Regions from separate parts of the Homo sapiens genome. Here region 2 is linked to region 1. A link is a contact called in ENCODE Hi-C or POLR2A ChIA-PET data. All regions are on one chromosome and are shown on one strand. The core of a region is the stretch at or near the end of the contact, and the rest is flanking DNA. Distances in the headings are between cores, read along the strand shown. Region 1 overlaps ICA1L (islet cell autoantigen 1 like). Region 2 holds the start of ICA1L (islet cell autoantigen 1 like).

Evidence for each region. Hi-C counts contacts between places; a loop is a spot of excess contacts on that map. ChIA-PET counts read pairs that join two places held with the same protein, here RNA polymerase II (POLR2A). Pooled maps may share reads with other maps.
Region 2: a loop to region 1 is called in a map of gastrocnemius medialis, with 2.1 times the contacts of the local background. The contact joins the promoter of ICA1L here to the enhancer-like site in region 1. A Hi-C loop is called at or near these places in 4 of 168 maps with a recorded cell type or tissue (ascending aorta, gastrocnemius medialis, heart right ventricle and 1 more) and 3 of 50 pooled maps. POLR2A ChIA-PET finds 5 or more read pairs at or near these places in 5 of 52 experiments (A673, MCF 10A, WTC11 and 1 more).

What each region holds. Positions count from the first base shown.
Region 1 is chr2:202,804,562-202,811,855 of GRCh38, reverse strand. It overlaps ICA1L (islet cell autoantigen 1 like), which reads left to right. Exons shown (of 13, transcript NM_001288622.3): 9 at 67-110. Among named protein-coding and RNA genes, the nearest start is that of ICA1L, 64 kb to the left of the region's middle. Within about 2 kb of position 4,280, at least 11 of the 41 ENCODE cell types and tissues checked have a DNase peak (open chromatin) inside an H3K27ac peak, as active enhancers do; they include ascending aorta, gastrocnemius medialis and heart right ventricle, where a contact is called at or near this core.
Region 2 is chr2:202,867,643-202,874,936 of GRCh38, reverse strand. It overlaps ICA1L (islet cell autoantigen 1 like), which reads left to right and starts at 3,171. Exons shown (of 13, transcript NM_001288622.3): 1 at 3,171-3,318. It overlaps WDR12 (WD repeat domain 12), which reads left to right. Exons shown (of 13, transcript NM_018256.4): 13 at 1-676. RefSeq lists silencers at 2,859-2,988, 3,049-3,098, 3,139-3,628.

The sequences.
Region 1 (7,294 bases), core at 3,031-5,530:
TTGGGGAATATGAATCACAAGTGTATTATAACAAAAAATCTACATTTTTTTTTGTTTTTACTTCAGGCTAGTTTTGTCTGATGAGGAAGCAAGCTTTGAGAGTGAACAAGGTAAGATGGTAAATTTATTACTTTGAAATGGTCACATTTTAAATGTCAAAATAGTTTATCACAGCCTTTTTTTTTTTTTTTTTTTTGAGACAGTCTTGCTCTGTCCCCCAGGCTGGAGTGCAGTTGCGTGATCTTGGCTCACTGCAAGCTCTGCCTCCCAGGTTCATGCCATTCTCCTGCCTCAGCCTCCTGAGTAGCTGGGACTACAGGTGCCTGCCACCATGCCCAGCTAATTTTTTTTTGTATTTTTAGTAGAGACAGGGTTTCACTGTAGTAGCCAGGATGGTCTCAATCTCCTGACCTTGTGATCCGATCCGCCCACCTCGGCCTCTCAAACTGCTGGGAATACAGGTGTGAGCCACCGCGCCCAGCCTCCATCAACTTTTGTTTTGTCTGGGCAAGTCTGTTTCTCCTTCATTTTTTATCAGGCGAAATTCACCCCCGATATTTCACGTAGGTTCTTTTCTATTTTCCCCAAGTGTCGGCTGGTCTGAGAAATAAAGGGACAGAGTACAAAAGAGAGAAATTTTAAAGCTGGGCTTCTGGGGGAAACATCACATGTCAGCAGCTTCCGTGATGCCCCACAAGCCGCAAAACCAGCAAGTTTTTATTAGTGATTTTCAAAAGGGGAGGGAGTGTACAAATAGGGTGTGGGTCACAGAGATCACATACTTCACAAGGTAATAAGATATCACAAGGTAAATGGAGGCAGGGTGAGACCACAGGACAGGGGCGAAGTTAAAATTGCTAATGAAGTTTCGGGCAGGCATTGTCATTGATAACATCTTATCAGAGACACGGTTTGAGAGCAGACAACTGGTCTGACCAAAATTTATTAAGCGGGAATTTCCTCGTCCTAATAAGCCTGGGAGCGCTACAGGAGACCAGGGCTTATTTCATCCCACAGCTATGACCATAAAAGACAGCTGCCCCCAAAGCAGCCATTTTAGAGGCCACCCTCAAGGACACATTCTCTTTCTCAGGGATGTTCCTTGCTGAGAAAAAGAATCCAGCGATATTTCTCCTATTTGCTTTTGAAAGAAGAGAAATATGGCTCTGTTCTGCCTGCCTCACCAGCAGTCAGAGTTTAAGGTTATCTCTCTTGTTCCCTGGACATTGCTGTTATCCTGTTCTTTTTTCAAGGTATCCAGATTTCATATTGTTCAAACACACATGCTCTACAATTTGTGCAGTTAATGCAATCATCACAGGGTCCTGAGGCGACATACATCCTCCTCAGTTTACGAAGATGACGGGACTAAGAGATTAAAGTATAGACAGGCATAGGAAATCACAAGGGTATTGACTGGGGAAGTGATAAGTGTCCATGAAATCTTCACAATTTATGTTCAGAGACTGCAGTAAAGACAGGCATAAGAAATTATAAAAGTATTAATTTGGGGAACTAATAAATGTCCATGAAATCTTCTTCTGCCATGGCTTCAGCCGGTCCCTCTGTTCGGGGTCCCTGACTTCCCACAACAATTTTTGGAGGATATTTTCGCTGGATATACTATTCTTGGGTAAAAGTTTTTTTCCTTCAGCAGTTTAAATGTCATCCCACTTTCTCCTGGCCTATAAGGTTTCCACTGAAAAGTCTACTGCCAGACATTTTGGAGCTTCATTGTATGTGATTTGTTTCTTTTCTTTTGCTGCTTTTAGGATCTTTTCTTTATCGTTGACCTTTGGGAGTTTGATTACTAAATGCCTTGAGGTAGTCTTCTTTGGGTTAAATCTGCTTGGTATTCTATAACCTTCCTGTACTTGGATAGTGGTATCTTTCTCTAGGTTTGGGAAATTCTCTGTTATTACCCCCTTTGAATAAACTTTCTACCCCATCTCTTTCTCTACCTCCTCTTTAAAGCCAATAACTCTTATATTTGCCCTTCTGAGGCTATCTTCTAGATCCTGTAGGCATGCTTCATTGTTTTTTATTCTTTTTTCGTTTTTGTTTTTTGAGACAGAATTTCAATCTGTCACCCAGACTCGAGTGCAATGGCACAATCTTGGCACACTGCAACCTCTGCCTCCTGGGTTCAAATGATTCTCCTGCCTCAGGCGTCTGCCACCACGCCCAGCTAATTTTTTTTTTTTTGAGATGGAGTTTCACTCTTGTTGCCCAGGCTGGAGTGCAGTGGCACCATCTCGGCTCATGGCAACCTCCGCCTCCCAGGTTCAAACGATTCTCCCCTGCCTCAGCCTCCCGAATAACTGGAATTACAGGCATGCACTACCATGCCAGGTTAATTTTGTATTTTTAGTAGAGACAGGGTTTCTCCATGCTGCCCAGGCTAGTCTTGAACTCCTGACCTCAGGTGATCCACCCGCTTGGCCTCTCGAAGTACTGGGATTACAGGCGTGGGGTACTGCACCTGGCCTATTCTCTTTTCTTTTGTCTCCTCTGACTGCATTTTCAGATAACCGGTCTTCAAACTCACTGATTCTTTCTTCTGCTTGATCAATACTCCTGTTGACTCTGATGCGTTCTTCACTATATCAATTGAATTTTTCAACTCTGGAATTTCTGCTTGATTTTTAAAAGTTATTTTAACCTCTTTGTTAAGTTTACCTGATAGGATTCTGAATTCCTTCTCTGTGTTATCTTGAATTTCGCTGAGCTTCCTCAAAACAGCTATTTTGAATTCTCTCTCTGAAAGGTCACATATCTCTGTCACTTCAGGATTGGTCACTAGTACACTATTTAGTTTGTTTGGTGAGGTCATGCTTTCCTGTATGGTCTTGATGCTTGTGGATGTTTGTTAATGTCTGGGCATTGAAGAGTTACGTATTTATTATAGTCTTTGTAGTCTGGGCTTGTTTGTACCTGTCCTTCTTGGGAAAGTTTTCCAAGTATTCAAAGAACATTGAGTTGTTGTCATCTAAATCTTTGGTCATTGTAGCTGTATCTGCATTGGCAGGGGCACCCCAAGCCCAGTAATGCTGTGGCTCTTGCACAATTGTAGAGATACTGCCGTGGTGGTCTTGGGTAAGATCTGGGAGAATTCCCTGTATTACCCAGGCAGAGACTCTTGTTCTTTTCCCTTACTTCCCCCCAAACACATGGAGTTTCTCCAAAGCCAGCAAAATACTGGGTCTCAGCCTGGGCCTCCTGTTACCACTGCCTGGCTACTGCCAATATTCACTCAAGGCCCAAGGGCTCTACCATCAGCAGGAAACAAATCCAGCCTGGCTTGTGTCGTTCTCTTCAGGGTGGCAAGCTACTCCCCAGCCTAGAGCAGATCCCAGAATGCCATCTGGGAGCCAGGGCCTAGAGTCAGGAACCTTAGGAATCTACTTGGTTCTCGATTCTACACCAGCTGAGCTGGCACCCAAGCTGTAAGACAAAATCCTTCCCACTCTTCCCTCTTTTTTCCTCATGCGGAAGGAGTCTCTCCCTGCAGCAGGTACTGCCTGGCTATCGCTGATACTCACCCAAGGCCCAAAGGCTCTTCAGTCAGCTTGTGGTGAATGCTGCCATTTTTAGGACTCTCCCTTCAAGGTAGTGGGCTCCCCTTTAGCCCAGGGCAGGTCCAGAAATGCCATCCAGAAGCCAAGGGCTAGAACTGACTACCCCAGGTGACTTCTTGGTTCTCTACCCCACTGTGGCCAAGCTGGTGCCCAAGCTGCAATAAAAAGTTCCTTTACTCTTTCCTCTCCTTACCTCAGGCAGAGGAAGTCTCTCCCTGTGGGCACCATAGCTTAGAATGCACTGGGTCACACCTGAAGCCGGCACAGCCCTGGGTCTTACCCAAGTCCCATGGTGAGTACTGCCTGGGTGCTGCTGATGTTTATTCAGGGCCCAGGGTCTCTTAGTCATCAGATGATAAATCCTTCCAGGACTGGGTCCTTCCCTTTAGGGCAGTGCATTCCCTTCTGGCCCTGGGTATGTCTAAAAATGTGATCTGGGAGCTAGGGCTTGGAATGAGGGCCTTGGGACTCTACCTTGTCCCCTATCCTACTGTGGCTGAGCTGGTATCCAAGTTGCAAGACAAAGTCCCCTTTACTCTCCTTTCTCCTCTCCTCAAGCAGAAAGGAGTTTCTCCTGGAGCTGTAAGCTGCACTGCCTGGGATTGGAGGAGGGGTGATGTAAGCACTTCCTTGGCTGGCTGGCTGGCTGGTATCTCACTAGGTCACATGTACCCTAACTCCACTGGCTCCAAGCCCAGCACAACACCAGGGCTTGCCCAGGAATTGCAGTACTTGTGGCCTAGACTGCCTTTCAAGTTTATTTGGAACCCCAGAGTGCTTTAGCTTGCCATGGTGGGGCTTGCTGGAACTCAGATTCTGACCAGTGGGATGGGTGGTTCCCCTCTGGCTGGGGCTGGTCTAACTGCCCCCTCTGTGAGTACTGGCTGAATTCTGCCCCATGTTGCTTTCAGCTGTGGCAGGCAGCACTGAGTTCTAATGCAAAGTCCCACAATCACTGCACTCTCCCTCCCACAAGTACAGATTCTCTCTCCACACCATGTGGCCACTGCCAAGAGATGGTGGAATGGTGGTGTTGGCAATTCAAGACTGTCTTTCCTATCTTCTTCAGTGCCTCTTTCAGTGATACGTAGTTAAAACCAGGTACTGTGATCTCTCACCCGATGTTTGGTTGTTATGAAGGTTCTTTCTTGTATGGATAATTGTTCAATTTGTTGTTCCTGTGGGGTACAGGGGGGAAATGATGGCTGGAGAGTTCTATTAAGCCAGCTTGCCCTGCCTCCTCTCCCCAAAGATAGGTGCTTTTAAACGCAAAAGTCCAGTTTATAGGGTTGCATGATTAAGTTTTGAGTTTTCCCTCATACTGAAATTTGTGTTATCTTTAAAAAATAAATACATGTTATATATACAGTCGACATATATTTGAACCACTGTGGTAAGGAAGAGTACAGGCTTTGAAAACAGAAAAATCTGAGTTTGGATCCTGGCTTTTTAAAACATCATTTATGGCTCTCTCAGTTGTCTCATCTGAAATAGGAGTTATTTATGCCTATCTTACCAGGGACATTAGGGATAGAGGTAATATTGAGAAACTCCATAGCACATAGTAGGTGACCAATAAATAAAAGAAAAAATATTTTCTTTTTTTTACCTTTTCTTCTTTTTTTTTTTTTGAGACAGAGTCTCACTCCTGTCAGCCACGTCGGAGTGCAGTGGTGCAATCATGGCTCACTGCAGCCTTGACTTCCCAGGTTCAGGTGATCCTCCCACCTCAGCCTCCCGAGTAGCTGGGACTATAGGTGTGTGCTACCTCACCCAGCTATTTTTTGTATTTTTTTTGGAGACTGGGTTTCGCCATATTGCCCAGGCTGATCTCAAACTCCTGGGCTCAAAGCAATCCGCCTTCGGAAGGATTTGATAAATTCTTCCAGGACTGGGTCCTTCCCTTTAAGGGCAGCGCATTCCCTTCTGGCCCTGGGTATGTCTAAAAATGTGATCTGGGAGCTAGGGCTTGGAATGAGGGCCTTGGGACTCTACCTTGTCCCCTATCCTACTGTGGCTGAGCTGGTATCCAAGTTGCAAGACAAAGTCCCCTTTACTCTCCTTTCTCCCCTCCTCAAGCGGAAAGGAGTTTCCCCTGGAGCTGTAAGCTGCACTGCCTGGGATTGGAGGAGGGGTGATGTAAGCACTTCCTTGGCTGGCTGGCTGGCTGGAGCTTTCGGCTCAGCCTCCCGAAGTGCTGGGATTACAGGCGTGAGCCACAGTGCCTGGCCGAGGTATTTTCAAGTACACACATAAATAGATCATACGGATAAAAGAAACAATGTAAGAGACCGTTGTAATCATGAACTCGTATACCTAACCTAGCTTCAAAATGTGTTCAAAAGGTTAACTAATTACATTTGCGTATGATCCTATACCCCACAAATACAGAACTTTTTTTTAAGTCACAAAGGAAATATAACGAACATTGCCGTAGTCTCAACATCTATTCATGCTATTATTTTATCTTTTAAATTTTGCCATGTCAGTAGTTATCTCCCCTTTTAAATTTCAGATATTCATTTGTTCCTTCTCCCTTTTTTCTTGATTAATCTTGCCAATGGTTTATTATTATTATTCTTTTAGCAAACCAACTTTTGGCTTTGTTAATCCTCTCTATTGAATATTTTTGGTTTTATAAATTTTAGTTCCTATATTTATTATTTTCTTCTCTTTACTTTGATGTTTTTCTTTCTGGTTTGTTGTTGTTGTTGTTGTCTTGCTTTGTTGCCAAGGTTGGTCTTGAACTCCTGGCCTCAAGTGATCTCCTGCCTCAGCCTGCTCAAGTGCTGGGATTACAGATGTGAGCCACCATGCCCAGCCATCTTTCTTTCTTTCTTTCTTTAAGGCTATATTCCCTCAAAATTTTAATTTTCCTATATCTTACAAGTTTTCTTTTAAAACAGCTTTATCAAGATATACTTTATGTATTATGAAACTCACTCATTTCAAGTGTATAAGTCAGTGATTTTTAATTTATTACTGAGTGGCACTACCATTTCCATTAATCAATTTTAGAACATTTTCATCCCCTCAGTAAGCTCTCTTATGCCCATTTGCAATAATCCCTGTTCCCACCCCTAGCTAACCACTACTGTACTTTTTGTCTGTATGAATTTGTATTTTCTGGACATTTGTAAGTAGAATCATCTAATATGTGGTCTTGTCATGTCTAGCTTCTTTCACTTCATTTAATGCTTTTGAGGTTCATCCATGATGGGGCTTGTATCAGGATTTCCTTCCTTTTTATTAATGAATCCATTGTATGAAGGTCCATACATTTTGATATATAGTATTTTCATTATCATTCAATTTCAGTTATTTAAAAATTTTCATTCCATCTTCCATGACTCATGACCATGAGTGATTTGGAAGTGTGTTTCTGAAATTGCCAAATTATGGAAATAGAAAAATTCATCTTTTTGTTATTGATTTTAACCAAGTTGCATCACGGTCAGAGAATGTGTTCTTATGACACTAATTATTTGAATTATTGGAACTTTTTCTTTAGGGAATAACAAAGTAGCCAAGTTTTGTAAATGTTTCATGTTGCTTGAGAAGAATGTATACTCAAACTGTTGAATGCAGGAGCCGGTTATATCTGTTAAATCAAGCTTGTTATTTGTGTTGCTCTACGTCTTCTATATCTTTACTAATTTTTGTTTACGTGTTGAGAAATGTGTTTTAAAATCTTCCACTGTTAAATTGGATTTTCA
Region 2 (7,294 bases), core at 1,922-4,421, 64 kb before region 1:
TTCAGTGGTTTCAGGGGGAGGAAATAATTTTTAAAACGATGTCGATAACACTTCACATTTAAAATCATCATAATAATTCTAATTCTAGAATTGTGTCTAATTCTAATACTGTTTCTAGCTTTGCTTGAATAAACAGAAATGTAGTAGGGAAGAGACAGAATGTTTAGCTTGCAGTATCTAATTACTCATTTGGGTATCTGGGAAGATAGCTCTCCATGGCCCCACTGTCACTGACCTATAATGCTTCTCCTGACGTCTTCGGTAAAATCCAACAGATTACAAAGAAACTGGAATGCCTTGAAGAAATAGAGCTTTTTGTGTGATGTCAGATTCAATAGACCTCTAATCCTTAGTAAAACAGTACAAAACAGTAGAATAATTTTTAGTGTTTTCTAATATCAACTGAGGTTTTATTTGGGAGATTAACCAGAGGTTTGCACAAAAACAAAAGTGAAGACCATTAGTCTTTAAAGAAACTAAGACTCTAGGTTTGGATCCCATTTGTGGAGCCCTACATTCCAAGTCATCTAATGTTCTTGTCTAGTTAGCTTGTAAAAGTCTATACAATGGAGGAAAACCCCTTTTTTCCCCTTAGTATAAGTGTATTATATGTTGATAGAAAGGATAGAAAGTTAAATAACAGTTCAGTAAATGTACTTCTAAATGAAATTTAAAAGTACTTTAAAGGTGTTAAATTATTTCACTTTCTAAAGAGGTTTTATGCAACACTAAAATGTAATGACTGAGCTGCCTCCTTTTGTTAAGAGACTAGTGCAAGTAGAGTCTTGCTCTGTCGCCCAGGCTGGAGTTTAGTGGCACAATCCCGGCTTGCAACTTCTGCCTCCTGGGTTCAAGTGATTGTCGTGCCTCAGCCTCCCAAGTAGCTGGGATTACAGGTGCACGCCACCACATGGGGCTAATTTTTGAATTTTTAGTAGAAACAGGGTTTCACCATGTTGGCCAGGCTGTTCTCAAACTCCTGACCACAAGTGCTCCGCTTGCCTCAGTCTCCCAAAGTGCTGGGATTATAGGCTTGAACTACCACGCTCTTCCTAGTGCAAGCCATTTAAACATTGTATCCAACAGCTAAAGAAAGAATTCATTCCACAGGCATTTATGAAATATGAGAGACTTGACTCCTGTCCAGGAGAAGCATCAGCAGCTAGCTCTACATTATTTTCTGATACTATTCCTACACTGTGCCACCGTGTTTCCTTAGCGACTTGTGAAGAAAAAGTGATTATATGAAGTGTAAATACTACACTTCATTAATGGCTTGGAGATACTGTGTATCTTTCTGTAATTTTACCCAGTTAAGTGAATAAAAGCAACAGGCCCGGCCGGTAGCCATTATTCTGACTTCCAGGTGTGTTCCTTGGAGGACTTTAGTCGGCCTCAGATTGAGCTGAAGAAGATATTAGTTTACTGTTCTCTTGACTTAAAACTTCATCTTGTTGGAACAAACATTTTCTAAAATACCCCAAGAACTTTACTATGGGGCATAGTAACATTTGAAAGTCATTTCGCTTGCCACTTTATTTATTCCTTGGTGAGAAAGATAATCTGTTCTTTTCAGATATTTTATAATGTATCCTTCAGTTGTGAATTAGCTATCTTTGTTTCATTTCGTTCATTGATGGATTCAACATTCATTCAGGACCTAGTTTGTATTAGGCACTGTGCTAGGTGCTAAGGCTGCAGAAATGCGTAAGGGAGGAGCAGCTTTGAAGCAGCTCGGCACCTAATGGGGAAGACAGGCAGGTAGATCGTTACAGCCAGAGAGCAGTATGCCCCTTAGGAGAAATGCCTCATTTGGTAAGATTCAGGAAAGCCATCCCAAGGAAATAGGTCAATCACTCATGTTTGCCAAACGCTAATTTTTACCCTTCTGAGGAAAGCTGTAGACTCCTCAAAAAAACAAACAAAATTTTGCACATAATCTCAGGTATTTGCCTATTCCTTGAAATCCAAATATCTCAGGGTAAAAGTCTAAAGACATTTAATGTTTTCAGTCCAAATTAACCCTCTGTAGCTTGCCACTTTTCCTATTCTAAAAGTATAATTTCCAGGTTAAGGTGAGTATTTTGTACTGTTAATATTCCAGAACCTCGGCCGGGCGCGGTGGCTCATGCCTGTAATCTCAGCACTTTGGGAGGCCGAGGCGGGCGGATCACGAGGTCAGGAGATCGAGACCATCCTGGCTAACACGGTGAAACCCCGACTCTACTAAAAATACAAAAAACTTAGCCAGGCGTGGTGGCAGGCGCCTGTAGTCCCAGCTATTCGGGAGGCTGAGGCAGGAGAATGGCGTGAACCCGGGAGGCGGAGCTTGCAGTGAGCCGAGATCGCGCCACTGTACTCCGGCCTGGGCGACAGAGCGAGACTCCGTCTCAAATAAAATAAAATAAAATAAATTCTAGACTCACCCCATCTTTGTCATCATACAGATTTTAATTATCACCTCGAGTGTTAACCTTTTAATTCTTTGCTAGCCTATGTGTCGCAGTTGTAATTAATAATTCGTATTCTGCTGTTTTAGGAAAGTTCTTTTAAGTTTTGGAGTCACCTTTAAAAAGAATGAAGTTTGAATTTATTAAATTATCTCCTACTAGTAGTAAATAGTTTTGCCTTCCTTTTTGTTTTTTTCCTGAGACTTTCAGGATCCGGTTTTACCTTTTACTCTTGAAGATTCATCATAAACATTATGGATATGGATATGTGCATTTGAGATTGGTTATGAACGGTTGTTAACTTAGACCTCTTTAAACCTTTAACACGGGAGTTAAATACAGCGGGCGAACGCTTTCCGCCTAAGGAGCACTGGTGCTAAGGGGCCGCCCCAGAAGGCCCGGCAGGTCCGGGGGTGGGGGTGCTCGGAGGGAGCCGGGAGGGCCCCGGGCCAATGCCTTCCACTTCCCCACGCCTCAGAGAGCTCACACTCAGCTCCTCGTAATGTTCTGACCGGTTTGGTGTTTGTCATTTCACTTTATTAAGTAAAGAGGAAATCGGGAAAGGAGGAATAGAGAGGGTCCCCGAGTTCATTCAAGAGCAGACCGAGAGATGCTCCGATCCCGAGTCGGGCCGGTGGCGGGGTCAGGCCGGCGCCCGAGGGGGGCGAACGCGGACGCCAGGTCGCGCGGTTTAAATCTCCCGCCTCCCGCAGCGGGAGCCTGACACCTCCACGCACTGGTGCGGAGGGGCACTGGCTGCCGGAGGGCCGGGAGTCGGCGCGGGGCTCGCGGGCGGTGGCCGGAACGGGTGCCGGGACGGATCACCGTACGGCCGAACGCGACCCGAGGAGGCGGAAGAGCGGCGCCGGTAAGCTTCTGCTGCCTCCTGTCCGCCCCTATTCCCCCTCAGGCGGCGGTCAGGCCCGGAGACCAAATCCCGGGTTCCCATGGCGACGCCGGGAGGCGGGGGCGCGGCGGGAGGCTCCGGCCACACGCGCGCGCGCGCGGCTTCTCGGGGCCTTGCTGGCCTCCTCGGTTCTCTGGGGGACCCCGGCCGCTGCCTGCGGCCTTCTTCCAGGCGAGGCCCTGCTCGGGGTTCTTCCGGCCTCCCCCCAGGCAAAACCCGCAAGGAGCGGTTTCTGGCGTGGCTGGGTCCCCTGCGGCGGAAGGGCGCCTCCCGGCCACGCTCGCTGTAGTGAAGGAGCGCGGCAGCCTGGGGCTCGTTTGGGTGATTTCCCTCGGCGGTGGAGGTCGCTCCTAATAGAGGCGGCGGCGGATCACCCGAACAGCCTTCAGGTGCTTCCCTGCTGACCTCTTTTTAACGTGGTGCTTATTTTTATTTCGCTATTATTTTGTAATGGGAATGTCTTCCTTAGAAACTAATTGGCAACCGATGGATAAAAACAAAACATAGTAAATGTGCAGTTTGAGCTGAACTGCAGAATGCACGGGCCCGCGAGGGGCTCCGCGCACAGATCCTGCTCCTTAGGCCGGCAACCCGACCCCACGGCACAGATATGGCTCCTGGAAACGCGCGTCAGCTGGTCAGGTGCCCAGGTGATGTCAGTGGTCAGATACCTGATGCTCTAAGGAAGACGGAGAGGGGAAAGCGGGGAGTCCATCCTGGCAGCTCACCCGCGATGCTGGGGCGTTGCCAGTAGAGGGGGTGGAATCATTTTTCGTGTAATAGATGATCTTGATGCACACAGCATAAAAGCTGTTATAAACTATGGGTCTCTGTAAAATAGATTGTTGGGAAGGTAACATTTTTCCATGGTTTTGATTTTTCCCAAAAGTATTTATGTATTGATTTATTTGGTTCTGACTCAGGCGACGTACTGTAAGACGATATTACTTTAATCATCTTCACATCAGTATTTATGGAATAGCCACAGGTGCCTCATCCTTTAGTAGGAGTTAATTATACATTTACTGGCCGAGTAAACATCTCCGAATGGTATGTATGTATTTTTATGTGACCAAAATTTTAAATCGTTTAGTATTTGTTATCTGTGCCTATCATACCCAGTATTCTTTGAAATCTCTTTATTTAATAGTTCAAAATGATTGTTTATCTAGTCGTTGAAACAGCTATGTGGAAGGCAGTGTTCTAATTACCAGTTTAATTTTAGAGTTAGAAGGGTGCTCAGAGATCAGCCAGTCCAAAGAGGAAAAATTGCAAATATGAGAACTGGTGGAAAAAGTAGGATGCCATATTTTTATTATAAATATCATAAAAATATAAAACAAAGTTTATACCAGTTATGGAACTAGGACCAGATATCAAAATATTAGATACAAAATAGATAATATACTGTCTTGTTCTACTATACTGCCAAACTTGGTGATTTCATTGTGTGATTCTATATTTACATTTTTTCTGTACTTTTATACTTTAGCTTTTTCAGTACTCACTGCGCTTCCTTTAAAATTTTATTCTTTTTATATTCTTTAACAACAACAGATGGGATATGTGAGTTTTAAATATATCTGTAACTGGAAAGATTTCCTCGTTCGAAGTAGATTTTGTTATTTAATAATATTCTTATTACCCTCTTCCATTTTGTCTATTTTTCATTCATCACTTAAGTTTTGTGTTTTTTTCGGAAATCAAAATTTTCAAACTTGTACTTGGATCCAGTATTCACCATTAAAATTTAGTCACCTTCTATGTATCTCATTATTATTTTGCCATTATTGACTCACTTGCATGTAACACTAGGGTTTTAAAATTCCTTTTTTAATTTAGTTGAGATAAAAAAAGACTAAAATTCCTTTTTTAATTTAGTTGAGATTAAAAAAAAGACTAAAGTAACACAATATCTATATTTACAGAGGCCGACATTAACAACTGTTAACATTTTGTTGTATTTCTTTCTAGTATTTTTTTAGATAAGGAAATAAAACATTTCCAATAAAGCTGAAGTCTCATCCCACCCATCCGTTATCAGGTACTCAACATCATGAGTTGGTATCTGTGTTTTGTGTTTTTTAAATTATATTTTATACATGTCTATTATTGCATGTGTTTTTAAATTTTAAATAAGTTACATCATATTGCATATAGCCTGCACTTGTGTTTTTCACTCAGTGTTATTTTATTTTATTTTATTTCTTATTTTATTTTTTTGAGACAGAGTCTCGCTCTGTCGCCCAGGCTGAGTGCAGTGGCAGGATCTCGGCTCACTGCAAGCTCCGCCTCCCGGGTTCACGCCATTCTCCTGCCTCAGCCTCCGGAGTAGCTGGGACTACAGGCGCCCGCCACCACGCCTGGCTGATTTTTTGTATTTTTAGTAGAGTCGGGGTTTCACCTGTTAGCCAGGATGGTCTCGATCTCCTGACCTCGTGATCCGCCCGCCTCAGCCTCCCAAAGTACTGGGATTACAGGCGTGAGCCACCACGCCTGGCCTCACTCAGTATTATTTTAAAAATTGATTTGGATTGATATTGATAGTTTTAGCCACTGATGTATTTGTTTTAAATGTTTTTTGTTGTTGTTGTTGTTGTTGTTGTTGTTTTGAGACAGAGTCTTGCTCTGTCACCCAGACTGGAGTGCAGTGGCGCGATCTCAGCTCACTGCAACCTCTGCCTCCTGGGTTCAAGCGATTCTTCTGTCTCAGCCTCCCAAGTAGCTGGGACTACAAGCACATGCCATCACGCCCAGCTAATTTTCTTATTTTTAGTAGAGATGGGGGTTTTACCATATTGTTCAGGCTGGTCTCGAACTCCTGACCTCAGGTGATCCACCAGCCTCAGCCTCCCAAATTGCTGGGATTACAGGCGTGAGCCACCGCGCCCGGCCTTAATTGTTTTATATAGTATTCTGTCATATGAATATACTACATTTTTATCTGTATAGCTTTTTATTAATATACTTAGATTGTTTCTAGTTTTTTATTACAATGCTAAAATAAGTAGACATTCATTTGGTAAATACTTATTGAGTATCTACTGTGTGTCTTGCACTGTTTGCTCACAAACAGATGAAAATCTCTGCCCACATAAAGCTTTAAATACCTAGCGGTGGAATTGCTAGGTCATGAAGTAGCAGCATGTTTAGTTTTATGAGAAACTGCTAATCATTTTCCAAAATGGTTATACTATCTAATGCTTTCATCAGCAATATATGAGTTCCAGTTACTCACATTCTCACCAATTTTGGTGTTGTCAGTCTTTGTCATTTAAGCTATTACCATGGATGTGTATTGGTATATCATTGTGGGTTGAGAATTCATTCCTGCTCTTTTATCAAAAGTTTTTTTTTGTTTTTGAGGGGAAATTCAGATAATATACAATTAGCCTTTTTTTTTCTTTTTTTACTTTGGCTAAACAAACCCAAACAACCGTTTCGAAGTGTACAATTCAGTGATATTTATTGTTTTCACAATGTTGTGAGATCACCAGTTCTCTCTAGTTTGAAAACTTTTTCATCACCCCATAAAAACACCCCTTACTCATTAATTACTTGGTTTGTAGTTTTTCTGTTGCTGAGTGGTATTCCATTGCGCAGTATACTATAATTTGTTTATTCACCTGTTAATAGATATTCTAATTTTTGGCCATTTTGAATAAAGCTGGCAAGAACATTTACAGGTCTTTGGGCATATTTTTCATTTATCTTAGGTAAATACATAAGAATACAATTGCTGGATTGTGTGCGTTTCCAAGAAACTCAATTTTTTCTGAAGTGGTTATACCCATTTTATATTCCCACGACCAATGTATGAAGGTTCCAGTTGTTCCTCATTGTTGCCAGCACTTTGAATTGACAGATTGGTTGTTAGCAAGATCAAATGGGGGTGTGCTGATATCTCTTTGTGGTTTTAATTTTTGTTTCCCTGATG